Linked DNA regions of Homo sapiens: region 1 is linked to region 2. The links are chromatin contacts, found by Hi-C in ENCODE. All regions are on one chromosome and are shown on one strand. Each heading gives the region's core, a stretch centred on a gene start or an enhancer-like site at or near the end of the contact. The rest is flanking DNA. Distances are from core to core; before and after follow the strand shown. Region 1 has its middle 11 kb from the start of FXYD2. Region 2 holds the start of BUD13-DT (BUD13 divergent transcript).

Region 1 (6,657 bases), core at 3,673-6,172, 1.0 Mb after region 2:
CACATTCGCACACACATACACACATTCACATACATACATATTCACATTTCAATCTTGGCGCCACACTTCAATCTCTCCCTTCTCTTAATTTCAATTCCTTTCATTTTCTGATAGAGACAAAGGAGACACGTGGACCCAAAACTCCGTGGACCCAAACTCCGTGGACCCAAAACTCCGTGGACTCAAAACTCCAGCGCCCTCTGGGGGAGGGGCAAGTACCCCTCAACCCCTTCTCCTTCACCCTTAGTGGCAAGTCCCGCTTTTCTAGGGGGCAAGAACCCCCAATCCCTTATTTCCGCACCCCGACCTCTTATCTCTGTGTCCCAATCCCTTATTTCCGCACCCCGACCTCTTATCTCTGTGCCCCAATCCCTTATTTCCGTGCCCCAACCCTTTCTCTGCTTTTCTGGAGGGCAAGAAACCCCCACCCCCTTCTCCGTATCTCTACTCTTTTCTCTAGGCTTGCCTCCTTCACTATGGGCAAGCTTCCACCTTCCATTCCTCCTTCTTCTCCCTTAGCCTGTATCCTTAAGAACTTAAAACCTCTTCAACTCTCACCTGACCTAAAATCAAAGTGTCTTATTTTCTTCTGCAATGCCGCTTGACCCCAATACAAACTCGACAGTAGTTCCAAATAGCCGGAAAACAGCTCTTTCAATTTTTCCATCCTACAAGAGCTAAATAATTCTTGTCGTAAAATGGGCAAATGATCTGAGGTGCCTGACGTCCACGCATTCTTTTACACATCAGTCCCTTCCTAGTCTCTGTGCCCAGTGCAACTCGTCCCAAATCTTCCTTCTTTCCCTCCCGCCTGTCCCCTCAGTCCCAACCCCAAGCGTCGCTGAGTCTTTCTAATCTTCCTTTTCTACAGACCCATCTGACCTCTCCCCTCCTCGCCAGACCAAGCTAGGTCCCATTTCTTCCTCAGCCTCCGCTCCTCCACCCTGTAATCTTTTTATCGCCTCTCCTCCTCACACCCGGTCTGACTTACAGTTTCGTTCTGTGACTAGCCCTCCCCCACCTGCCCAGCAATTTACTCTTAAAAAGGTGGCTGGAGCTAAAGGCATAGTCAAGGTTAATGCTCCTTTTTCTTTATCCCAAATCAGATAGCGTTTAGGCTCTTTTTCATCAAATATAAAACCCCAGCCGAGTTCATGGCTCGTTCGGCAGCAACCCTGAGAAGCTTTACAGCCCTAGACCCTAAAAGGTCAAAAGGCCATCTTATTCTCAATATACATTTTATTACCCAATCTGCTCCCGACATTAAATAAAACTCCAAAAATTAGAATCTGGCCCTCAAACCCCACAACAGGACTTAATTAACCTCACCTTCAAGGTGTACAATAATAAAAAAAGTTGCAATTCCTTACCTCCACTGTGAGACAAACCCCAGCTACATCTCCAGCACACAAGAACTTCCAAACGCCTGAACTGCAGCGGCCAGGCGTTCCTCCAGAACCTCCTCCCCCAGGAGCTTACTACAAGTGCTAGAAATCTGGACACCAGGCCAAGGAATGCCTGCAGCCCAGGATTCCTCCTAAGCCGTGTCCCATCTGCGCGGGACCCCACTGGAAATCGGACTGTTCAACTCACCTGGCAGCCACTCCCAGAGCCCCTGGAACTCTGGCCCAAGGCTCCCTGACTGACTCCTTCTCGGCTTAGCAGCTGAAGACTGAGGCTGCCTGATTGCCTTGGAAGCCCCGTAGACCATCGCGGATGCCGAGCTTTAAGTAACTCTCACAGTGGAGTGTAAGTCCATCCCCTTCTTAATCAATACGGAGGCTACCCACTCCACATTACCTTCTTTTCAAAGGCCTGTTTCCCTTGCCTCCATAACTGCTGTGCGTATTGACAGCCAGACTTCTAAACCTCTTAAAACTCCCCAACTCTGGTGCCAACTTAGACAACACTCTTTTATGCACTCTTTTTTAGTTATCTCCACCTGCCCAGTTCCCTTATTAGGCCGAGATATTTTAACCAAATTATCTGCTTCCCTGACTATTCCTGGATTACAGCTGCATCTCATTGCTGCCCTTCTTCCCAATCCAAAGCCTCCTTTGCGTCCTCCTCTTGTATTCCCCCACCTTAACCCACAAGAGACCTCTACTCCCTCCTTGGCGACCAATCATGCACCCCTTACCATCTCATTAAAACCTAATCACCCTTACCCCACTCAATGCCAATATCCCATCCCACAGCAAGCTTTGAAAGGATTAATGCCTGTTATCACTCGCCTGCTACAGCATGGCCTTTTAAAGCCTATAAACTCTCCTTACAATTCCCCCATTTTACCTGTCCTAAAACCAGACAAGCCTTACAAGTTAGTTCAGGATCTATGCCTTATCAACCAAATTGTTTTGCCTATCCACCCCATGGTGCCAAACCCATATACTCTCCTATCCGCAATACCTCCCTCCACAATCCATTATTCTGTTCTGGATCTCAAACGTGCTTTCTTTACTATTCCTTTGCACCCGTCATCCCAGCCTCTCTTCGCTTCACTTGGACTGACCCTGACACCCATCAGGCTCAGCAAATTACCTGGGCTGTACTGCCACAAGGCTTCACAGACAGCCCCCATTACTTCAGTCAAGCCCAAATTTCATCCTCATCTGTTACCTATCTCGGCATAATTCTCGTAAAAACACACGTGCTCTTCCTGCTGATCGTGTCCGACTAATCTCCCAAACCTCAATCCTTTACAAAACAACAACTCCTTTCCTTCCTAGGCATGGTTAGTGCAGTCAAAATTCTTACACAAGAGCCAGGACCGCACACTGTAGCCTTTCTGTGCAAACAACTTGACCTTACTGTTTTAGCCTAGCCCTCATGTCTGCGTGCAGCGGCTGCCACTGCTTTAATACTTTTAGAGGCCTTTCCTACAAGGTCTGAGAAGGCCACCACAGTCATTTCTTCCCTTCTGTCAGACATAATTCCTCAGTTTAGCCTTCCCACCTCTATACAGTCTGATAACAGACCAGCCTTTATTAGTCAAATCAGCCAAGCATTTTTTCAGGCTCTTAGTATTCAGTGACAGACTAATGGTCTATTAAAAACACACCTCACCAAGCTCAGCCACCAACTTAAAAAGGACTGGACAATACTTTTACCACTTTCCCTTCTCAGAAGTCAGACATGTCCTCAGAATGCTACAAGGTACAGCCCATTTAACCTCCTGTATAGATGCTCCTTTTTATTAGGCCCCAGTCTCATTCCAGACACCAGACCAACTTCGACTGTGCCCCAAAAAACTTGTCATCCCTACTATCTTCTGTCTAGTCATACTCCTATTCACCGTTCTCAACTACTCATACATGCCCTGCTCTTGTTTACACTGCCGGTTTATACTGTTTCTCCAAGCCATCACAGCTGATATCTCCTCGTGCTATCTCCAAATTGCCACTCTTAACTCTTGAAGTAAATAAATAATCTTTGCTGGCAGGACTATGCTGAATCTCCATAGGCACTCTCTAATTAAATGTCCTAGGTCCTCCCAATTCTTAGACCTTTTATACCTGTTTTTCTCCTTCTCTTATTCCATTTAGTTTTTCAATTCATACAAAACCGTATCCAGGCCATCACCAATCATTCTACATGACAAATGTTTCTTCTAACAACCCCACAATATCACCCCTTACCACAAGACCTCCCTTCAGCTTAATCTCTCCCACTCTAGGTTCCCACGCCACCCCTAATCCCGCTTGAAGCAGCCCGGAGAAACATCGTCCATTCTGTCTCCATACCACTCCCCCAAAATTTTCACCGCCCCAACACTTCAACACTATTTTGTTTTATTTTTCTTATTAATATATGAAGGCAGGAATGTCAGGCCTCTGAGCCCAAGCCAAGCCATCGCATCCCCTGTGACTTGCACCTATACGCCCAGATGGCTTGAAGTAACTGAAGAATCACAAAAGAAGTGAAAAGGCCCTGCCCCGCCTTAACTGATGACATTCCACCATTGTGATTTGTTTCTGCCCCACCTTAACTGAGTGATTAACCCTGTGAATTTCCTTCTCCTGGCTCAGAAGCTCCCCCACTGAGCACCTTGTGACCCCCCTTCCCTGCCCACCAGAGAACAACCCCCTTTGACTGTAATTTTCCATTATCTTCCCAAATCCTATAAAACGGCCCCACCCCTATCTCCCTTCGCTGACTCTCTTTTTGGACTCAGCCCGCCTGCACCCAGGTGAAATAAACAGCCATGTTGCTCACACAAAGCCTGTTTGGTGGTTCTCTTCACACGGATGCGCATGAAACTTAGTTCATAATTGGCTAAGCCAGGGCTCAAATCCAGGTCTGCTGATTCCAAAGCCTGTGACCTTAGCTGTGAGGCCAAGGAAGAAGGGATCACGCACACCTCTGACCACCCCAGCTGCCTACCCTGACCCCACAACTTCCTTGCTCCTGGAGGCATGGAGCAGGGACAGGGGTGGTCCACCTGGTTGGTAATCAATCACTCATTCATTCCTCTACTCAACCAGTCACGTGTGCACTCAGTAAACATGTATGGAGGGTGCACTAAGTGCCCAAAGGGGGGTGAGGCACTGGGATCGGTGGGTGAACTTTCAGATGCAATCCCTCCCTCATGTAGCTTATAAGCAGTGGGGCCTCAGATGTGAAGGCAAAGCTCAGAATTCAGGGGATTCAGGGTCCCCTGGCAGGTGCCCAGGGTGCTAGAGAGAGCAGGTCAGGAACACTCTTGAACAGCGGAGGCCCAGCCTGGCTCGTCCCCCTCCTGCCCCCTGGGGCGGGTGTCTGCGGCCTCCAGGCTACTCCTGGATGATTTTATTAGCTGTGTTGGGAGCATATGGTCCTCGGACATGAGACCTGAAGTAGTATTTACTGGAGAGCCGAGGACACCGGGTTCCCGTGTGGGCTGGGTTTGGCACGCACTCGGTTACTGATTGATAGGCCATTCAGGAAACAAAGACCACAAGAGAATTCAGCATGCTCCTGGCTCGGGGCCAAGCCAGCCTCATCTCCTTTGCTTTGTCAAGTGTGTCTTTTTGTCTGCCTTCATCACTTGCTGGGCGCCTCTGTGTTCACTGCCGGGAGGAAGCCAAGTGTGTATTTGCAGGGGCTGTGGGGGTGTATCCAGCTTTTCTCTAAGAACAGCTATCCAAGGGGCGGGAGGGAACAAGGGGGTCAGCCACAGCTCTCCCCTTACCCCTTCCCCTGAAAAGTCACAGCTCCTTGACGTGTGAGCTGAAGCTTGGGACTTTTGTCTTGTGTCTGTTTTTTCCAAAGCCAAGTCCAGAGACAGACCAGGGCCTTCCCAAGGTCACACAGCAAGCCAAGGGCAGAGCTGGCAGTGAAACCAATTTTCCACCTTCCACGGTGTGGTCTGCACTGAGCTGCAGGCAGGGCTTCCGGGGCCACAAATTGCTTCCCCAGCTCAGAACATTGCCCTCTTCTCCCCTCCCTGCTGCCCTGCTCACCAGGGGGAATTCCTCTCAGTGACACCAAAGAAGCCCTTTGGGGAAGTGACAGTGAGCATTTCTTGAAAAGGGAACCAAGTTTAGACATCTAGAGACAGTAGCAGCCGCGGTGACTGGCGGCCTCCTGGGGCTGAGGAACTTCGGGGTGTCACTCAGGGTGACAGCAGGTAGCCCAGCAAGCCCATAGGAGCAGGACAGGCCAGGCTGGGCCTCCACTGTTCCAGGACTGTTCCTGACCTGGTGTCACCTGCACCCTGTGAAGGGAAGCTCAGAATTCAGGGAGACTCAGGGTCCCCTGGCAGGTGCTCTGCCCTGGTCTCCCGCCCTGCCAGGGGACCCTAAGTCTCCCTAAATTCTGAGCTTGCCTTCACATCTGAGGCCCCACTGCCTACAAACTGAAAATGAAATCTGCCAAAACGGGTTGGGGAGCTGCCACTCCTGAACATAGCTCGTCCCAGTCCCTTCTAGGCATGAGGTCCCTCCACACCTGGGGGAGACCCTCCCCCAATCTCCCAATGCCACCTTCTTTGCCCCTCCAGTGTCAGGTTGAAGCTCTGGGAATGAACGTTTGAAGTTCTAAACAGGATTTCTTCCCAAGTCCTCAGTCACTCAACGGCAAACTATGAAGTGTCCCCAGCCTGTGAGGCTCCTCCTGCAGCCAAAACTGGGAGGGGGCACTGAGTCTGGGCCCAGGCTTTCTTCCAAGGCTAGGACACTCGGGCCCTTCCGTGGCTCTCCCAGTGCAGCCCTGGGCTCAGCACTGCCCTCCCAATGTCCCGGAAGGAGGCCGCTGTGGCCCTGGCTCCGAGGCCCAGGCCCAATCCATCTTCCCAGCCAGTGACTCGCTCTGACAACAGGGCCGAGCTGCCGTGGCATTTGCCTCTGATCTCCGCTGGCCAGGCATTTGTCAGGCAGCCTGCTAGGAATGAAGAATGGGCGCTTGGTGAGGCACAGATTACCCGCCCCAGAGGCCCCTGATGAATTGCAGTTCAGAGCTCAGCTGCCTGGGGCCATGGATCAACAGGGAGGCGACTAATCTCCCCCACAGCAGCCCTGCCGAGCAGAGCGGAGGGAGGGTGGAAGCCTGGAGAGTCTGGGAGGAGACGCTACACCACCCCCTGCCCTGGGCCTTTCTTCAGCACAACACCCCTCACGCCCTCCACTCCCACCCGTCTGTCCAGGGAGCCCACTTCCTTCACTAGACGCAGCGCCAGTG
Region 2 (7,530 bases), core at 5,031-7,530:
AAAAAAAAATAATAAAAACAATTATGAACTAAGTGAAAAGGCAAATGATAAAATACACCCACAACATAAGCCTAATGAACATATAAAAAATGATTCATTTCACTAGTGTTCAAAGAAACTGGGCCAGGCACGGTGGCTCACGTCTGTAATCCCAGCACTTTGGGAGGCCGAGGCAGGCAGATCATGAAGTTAGGAGATCAAGATCATCCTGGCTAACACAGTGAAACTTCATCTCTACTAAAAATACAAAAAATTAGCCAGGCATGGTGGCAGGTGCCTGTAGTCCCAGCTACTCGGGAGGCTGAGGCAGGAGAATGGCGTGAACCCGGGAGGCGGAGCTTGCAGTGATCCGAGATCACGCCACTGCACTCCAGCCTGGGCAACAGAGTGAGACTCCACCAAAAAAAAAAAAAAAAAAAAAAGAAACTGGATACCATTACTCACTTGCTAAATCAGCATAGGTTTGCTATTGGTTTTGTTTTGTTAATAATCCTTCAATATTGGTGGGGCATGTGGCTAACACCTGTAATCCCAACACTTTAGGAGGCCTAGGCAGGAGGATCACTTGAGCCCAGGAGGTCAAGACCAGACTGGGCAACACAGAGACCTCATCTCTACAAAAAATACCCAAAATTAGCCAGGCATGGAGGTGCGCACCTGTGGTACCAGCTACGTGCAGGACTAAGGTAGGAGGATTGCTTGCACCTGGAAGGTAGAGGCTACAATGGGGCATGATCACACCACTGTATTTCAGCCTGGGCAACAGAGCAAGACCCTGTCTCAAAAATAATAATAATAATAATAATAATAATAATAATAATAATAATAGTGCTCTAATATTGACGACGTAGGCAAACTGGCATTCTCATCACCTCTAGTGGGAGTGTAAATTGGTAGCACCTTTTGGAAAGCAACATGGGAATATAACTAAAGCGAACCATACCCTTTGATCCACTCATTTCATTTTATGGGAATAAAGAAATAAACTGATTTCTACAAATGATTTATGTACAACGATGTATGATATTTTATAAGTGGAAACAATCCATGTATCCAGTAACAGAACAGATAAAATATATATATTGAACTACTACATAACCGTTAAAAATCATACACTCAAAGAATATTTTAAGGTCTTACCAGAGTATCCACAACATATTATTTAGCAGAGGAGTAGACTCCAAAACCCTATGTACAATATGATCCCAATTATGTTCAAAAAAATAAAATACAAGCGTGTATAATCTCTAAAGAGAAAAACCTGAAGAGATATGCATCCAAGTATTAGCAGTTATCTTTGGATGGTAACATGCAAGTGTTTATTCTTTTAAAAACTTTAAACTTTTTTTAATTCCCAAATATTCTGTAATAAATATGCATTGCTTTTATAAAATTAAAAAAAAACAACAAACATTGTTAATATTTACTTCTTCTGACCAAAACTAAATTGGCTCCCTAAGATCACTATTTCCCTTCTAATTACTAGCAAGCCCTCTTTTAAATAATCTATTTTAGAATTTTGCTGGGAATTGGCCAGGTGCAGTGGCTCACACATGTAATCCCAGCCCTTCAGGAGGCCGAGGTGGGCGGATCACGAGGTCAGGAGATCAAGACCAACCTGGCTAACATGATGAAACCCTGTCTCTACTAAAAATACAAAAAAAAACACAAAAAATTAGCCGGGCGTGTTGGTGGGCCCCTGTAGTCCCAGCTACTCAGGAGGCTGAGGCAGGAGAATGGTGTGAACCCAGGAGGCAGAGCTTGCAGTGAGCCGAGATCATACCACTACACTCAAGCCTGGGCAACACGGTGAGACTCCGTCTCAAAAAAAAAAAAAAAAAAAGAATTTTGCTGGGAATTAATATTAAATACTCACTGGAATCCATCTTTACCAACTTTAGTGGAATTCAGCCTATCTACAGCTCTCCTTTCCACTTTGTTTCTCAGAAATTCTCAGCAATGGTTTCATGAACCACTGGGAGGTCATTTGCCTATGATTTTGTCCACCTGGCTCTTACTTACCCTTCAAAACTCAGTATTTACATCTTTCAGGATATCTCCCAACAGAATACAAAGTATGCTACCTCCCCGGGCTCTAATGGTACTTGGTACGTATGTGAAACATCCCCAACATTTACCATACTGTTGAAATTTATCTGAAATTCAGTTTTTCATTCTAGGGTATAATCTCTAAAATACAGCTATGTTCTATTAATCTACATATCTCCAGTACTTAGGCAAGAATATACAATTTGAAAGCTTAGTTAAAGCACTGAAAAAAGGAGCAAATAAAAAGTTCCCTATAACTGAACCTCAGCATTGTTTTTAAGAAAGATTCCAACAAAATGAACCACAGCTAAGTCTCATCATTACTCTAACACTGATGTCGAGAAGTCCTCTCTCTGTGATCCATCTCATTTCTAGGCTGATGGACCCTCCATAAAGAGACAAGTTGGTGTATAGGCATCAGCAAAGAAAACTATTTTAAACAGCTCTTTGGAAACTGTCACCTCTTTTCTGTTCTCAACTAACCCCCCTACAAATCTACCCTAAGCTGGAAAAATAAATTTGAGAAGCTTGGCCTGGCACAATGGCTCACGCCTGTAATCCCAGCACTTTGGGAGGCCAAGGTGGGTGGATCACCTGAGGTCATGAGTTCAAGACCAGCCTGGCCAACATGGTGAAACCCCATTTCTACAAAAATTAAAAAAAAAAAATTAGCCAGGCATGATGGCGGGTGCCTGTAATCCCAGCTACTCAGGAGGCTGAGGCAGGAGAATCATCTGAACCCGGGAGGCGGAGGTTGCAGTGAGCCAAGATCATGCCATTGCACTCCAGCTTGGGTGACAGAGCGAGACTCCGTCTCAAAAAAAAAAAAAAAAAGGAAATTGAGAAGCTTGCTTCATTTCAAAATCCTGACAGCCCCAAAGATACATACCACAGGCAAATCTCCATCATCTTCCTCTTCCTCCTTTTCTAGTTTGGTTGTGGAGATAGCTGTCCAGCTCACATCATCATCCACAATCCGCATTCTAAATGAGAATAAGAAGATCAAAAAGAGTCATTCTAGGATACCAGCATAAAAACATTTATCTATTGGTTTTAAAATAAAGTTCAAAATCCTACAGGATCCTGCATGGTCCAGTCTTTGTCTACAAGGTCAACTTCATCTCCTACTGCTACTTCCTTGGTTGAACACCTCCCTGGTCATCCTTTGGTGCTTAGAAAGGAGCCAAGTTCCTATCACATCAGTTTTCACATATGCAGTTCCTTCCCTCTGCCTGATCTACTCTTTTCAATCTTTTTCTTTTTTTTTTTTTTTGAGACGGAGTCTCGCTCTGTTGCCCAGGCTGGAGTGCAGTGGCACGATCTCAGCTCACTGCAAGCTCTGCCTCCCGGGTTCACACCATTCTCCTGCCTCAGCCTCCTGAGTAGCTGGGACTACAGGCGACCACTGCCACGCCTGGCTAATTTTTTGTATTTTTAGTAGAGACGGGGTTTCACCGTGTTAGTCAGGATGGTCTCGATCTCCTGACCTCGTGATCCGCCCGCCTTGGCCTCCCAAAGTGCTGGGATTATAGGCGTGAGCCACCGCGCCCGGCCCTAGTCTTTTTCTTTTTTGAGACAGGGTCTCACACTGCTGCCCAGGCTGGAGTGCAGGGACACCATCATGGCTCCCTGCAGCCTTGACTTCCCGGGGTTAAGTTATTCTCCCTACTCAGTCTCCCAAGTAGCTGGGACTACAGGCATGTGCCACTGTGCCTGACTACTTTTTTGTATTTTTTGTAGAAACAGGGTTTCACCATGTTGCCCAGACTGGTCTCAAACTCCTAGATGCAAGCAATCCACCCGCCTTGGCCTCCCAAAGTGCTAGGAAACTCTTTCTCATTCCAGGAAACTCTTCCTCATTCTTCAGGTCCTAACACAAATTTAACTTCCTTTGGCAAACTTTTCTTGACTGCTTCACCCAATTCCCTCACCATCCCACACTCACTCAAGACTAAGAACCCTTGTTAAAAACTCTTGGAATACTTTCATTGCATTTATCATAAAGAAAATATATCGATTAGTTGTGTAATTAGTTGCTTAAAGCCTGTATTCCCATTAATCTATAAGCTCCACAAGAACAGGGACTATGTTTTTTTTGTTCACAGAGGCATCCTCAACACCCTACAGTAACTGGAATACGAAATATTCAATAAATGTTTGTTACGTGGATAAACTATATAGCTGAGCCCAAATAATAACAATGACTGCCATGATGTGAAGTTATTCAAAAAGCCAGGGTCACTTAATGCAATCCCTCTAATCACAACCACCACTTAATAAAACCATTATTATTATTATTCTCATTTTAAAGATAAGGAAACTGCAGCTCAGTGAGATGAAACACCTTGCCCAAGGGTACACAGCCTATAAAGTGGCACAGCTAGGATTCGAACTCTGACCAGTGCTGCTCCAACACTCAAGCTACTTTCATCACATGGCACTGCCTCCAAAGGATCCACACAAGTCAGCGAGGCAGAAAGACGAAGACAATAATAAGGCAAGCACCAAACCAGAAAAGAACTTGGACTAGTTCTTTAGAACAATGTGACTTCACTGGGTATCTCAGTGCCTTAGGGTTACTGTAACAAAGTACCACAAATTGCGTGGCATAAAACAACAGAAACTCTCTCGCAGTTCTGGAAGCTAGCAATCTGAAATCCAGGTGTCTGCAAGGCCATCCTCCCTGGAAAGTCTCTAGCAGAGAATCTTTCCTTGCCTCTCCCAGCTTCTGGTAGCCCCAAGCATACCTTGGCTTTTGGCAACATAAATCCAATCCAATCTCAGCCTTCATCTAGACATGGTCGTTTTTCCTTTGTTGCTGTGTCTGTATCCATACTTCCCTCTTTTTAAAAGGCAAACAGTCATCTTGGATTTGGCACCCACCTTAATCAAGTATGACCTCATCTTAACTGATTACATCTCCAAAGACCCTATTTCTAAATGTCACATTCTGTGGTTCTGGGTGGAAAACGATTTGGTAGGGCCCACTACACTGGGCCACAAAGTTGTCCCATATGAAAATAATACCCACTTCATGGTAGTGTGGTGAGGCTTAAATAAACTTATATATGTTTAAATTTCTTATAATGGTGCCTGGCAAGAAAAGTATAACTATATAAATGTTAGCTTCTCACGTTAGGACTATTACTAAGAGTAACAGGAGGTGATCAAAGGTCTCTGATTCAGAACCAAGTCCTTGGGATCTGGGAATCCCCACAGGCAGGTACCGGGCCCTAAAGATCCAAGCACAGAGGCTTTGAATCCGCTCCATTATTCTCGAGGCACAATATTCATTCTCTATGGGAGAGGACGGAAGTCTACCAAGGCGGGAAAAGAGTAATCAAAGTTACACCCCGGCTTTAACGCACTGACGCTACTGCTCAGAGGCTCGAGATGTAAGCGGGGCGGCAGAGGCAAGGCGGGGGGCCTCAAGCGATGTGAGTGGGGCCCTGAGCATGAGCAGGGGTCGGCGGAGAAGCCGAGAGACCCGCCAAGAGGGAAGGAACTGCCGGGCGGCCGAGGGCGGAGTTGGGAAGGGGTGGCTAGACGTCGCAGGCCCCGCCCCGGCCGGTACCAACTCACCCCTTGCCGCCGGCCCCGCCAGGCTTCGGCCGCTTTTTGCGACGCTTGCGACCGGACTCAGATCCCCGGTCGACGCCGGCATCTGCCCCGGACAAGTAACGCTTCAGATACTCGGCCTTGGAAAGCGGCGGAGCTGCCGCCATGGCAGCGGCGGGGGCAGAGAGACGGGTCGGCGCTGGGGACAAAATGCCTCAACGCGTAACGGACGCCAGCCACCCGACAGGGCGGGGCCACGGCCGGAAGTGGCGGAGAGTGCTAAGAATCGCGCGGCTGGCAGGTGCGGCCACCGGGACGCGCTCGCAGGCTAGCCAGGGACGTGCGCACCTTCGGGGCGCTCCACAGCCCTGGGACGACGCCACCAGGTTTCTTCTCTTCATTCACTCACCCACCCACCCACCCATCCATCCAACCGCAGCAAGCGCTGTTCTATGAGGCCACAACCTGACCCAAAGGACCCCGCCCCCATCGGCCGCCTAAACTCCAGAGCACGAGCAAGAAAGTGGAGGGCCACGGGCTGCAGCGTAGCCGAGTTTGAATACTGGTTCCATAGCTGGCTAGCTGTACGACCTCGGGCAAGTTATCACAAAACAGGGAGAATCCCGGCACCTAACTCGGAACGGTCACAGGCTGAGATGATATTACTGTGTGAAGTGCGCAGAGCGGTGTTGGGCACATGGTCATCGGAACTATGTTCGTTATTTTTATAAGTATCTTTAAGTGGGGGGAATCTGCTCCACTAGGCTTCCAGGTACCTACCGTCCAAGAAAGGAAGCCAGGAAGTGCAAACCAACATAATTACTATGAAAAACGTAGTTTCTAAGACCTGTGTAACTCTTCTAGTGTTCTATTACAAGTAGCCCCCAGTTATCTCTTGAAGGAAACTGTAAAACAATCTTGCCAATGAGAAGGACGGACCTGGATCATTTTTTAGCATAGTAAAAGAGAGAAACCAGAGAGAATGAATTCTAACACTCAAGTTTTGGGGGGAAAGAAAAGACTTTATTCTTTGCAGGGGGTTTAGAGCTTTACCTGAATTATCTCATTTAACCCTCACAATTCTCAAATCGTTTCATTATCATATTTTACAGATAAGAACTGAAGCGTGGCAAGATTAAGGAAGTTGCTCAACTTCACATAGTCAGAACATGACTCTAGGGAGTAGAGGCTAGCGAAGTGGGGTGCAAGAGGTCATCCAAATTTCTTGAAATACCAGATCTTTTTACCTCATCATATATGTTAGATTGTCAGTTTTATCGTTTTCTTCCCAGCTTTATTATTTGACAAAAAATTATATATATTCAAGGTGTACAATGTGATGACTGGATATAATTATACATTGTGTAATGATTACCAAAATCAAATTAAGTAAAACATCCTTCACTAATTTATGTAGTAGTTCGGTGGGGGGGCACTTAAGCAAATTTGTCTTAGCAAACTTCAAGTAAACAATACAGAATTATTAGCTATAGTCAACATGTTGTACATTAGATTCCCAGAACTTGTCTTAAAACTGAAAACTTGTACCATTTGAGAGAGAAGTTTTAGTGTTACTGAAATCACAGACTTCTGACAGAATTTGCAGGATGCTATACACAACTACACAAAAGTGCAAACAATAGTTTCTTGGACCAAGAGTCAAAAAGGTCACTTTTTTAATATATTAGTCAAGCAGACAGGGCTATACTTTATAAATAAATACACATTATCTGGGGATAAGTGTTTAAAAAATTCTTTACTCATATAATACAAAACAGGCTTGGGGATCAGTCTTGAAGCATGAATTTTTACCCAGTGGGCCATGTTGAGGGGGTTGCAGCACAGGCCCAGAAAGGAAAGCAGGCTGGGGCTCTGAGGGCTTGTGAGACGAGGACGCTGGGCTGAGAAGATAGGGCTTCACTA

Evidence for each region. A loop is a pair of places that touch in the nucleus more often than their neighbours do. Pooled maps may share reads with other maps.
Region 1: a loop to region 2 is called in a pooled map, with 5 times the contacts of the local background. The contact joins the enhancer-like site here to the promoter of BUD13-DT in region 2. A Hi-C loop is called at or near these places in 3 of 37 single-sample maps with no recorded cell type and 7 of 50 pooled maps.

Annotation. Positions count from the first base shown.
Region 1 is chr11:117,810,074-117,816,730 of GRCh38, forward strand. It overlaps a transcript of DSCAML1 not described here. Among named protein-coding and RNA genes, the nearest start is that of FXYD2, 11 kb to the right of the region's middle. RefSeq lists enhancers at 3,737-4,314, 5,104-5,183. Within about 2 kb of position 4,923, at least 12 of the 41 ENCODE cell types and tissues checked have a DNase peak (open chromatin) inside an H3K27ac peak, as active enhancers do.
Region 2 is chr11:116,767,191-116,774,720 of GRCh38, forward strand. It overlaps BUD13-DT (BUD13 divergent transcript), which reads left to right and starts at 6,281. Exons shown (of 2, transcript NR_186226.1): 1 at 6,281-6,321; 2 at 6,720-7,015. It overlaps BUD13 (BUD13 spliceosome associated protein), which reads right to left and starts at 5,797. Exons shown (of 10, transcript NM_032725.4): 1 at 5,632-5,797; 2 at 2,939-3,032. The coding sequence starts at 5,774. ZPR1 (ZPR1 zinc finger) reads right to left here. Exons shown (of 14, transcript NM_003904.5): 14 at 6,609-7,530. RefSeq lists a silencer at 5,936-6,135 and an enhancer at 6,256-6,345.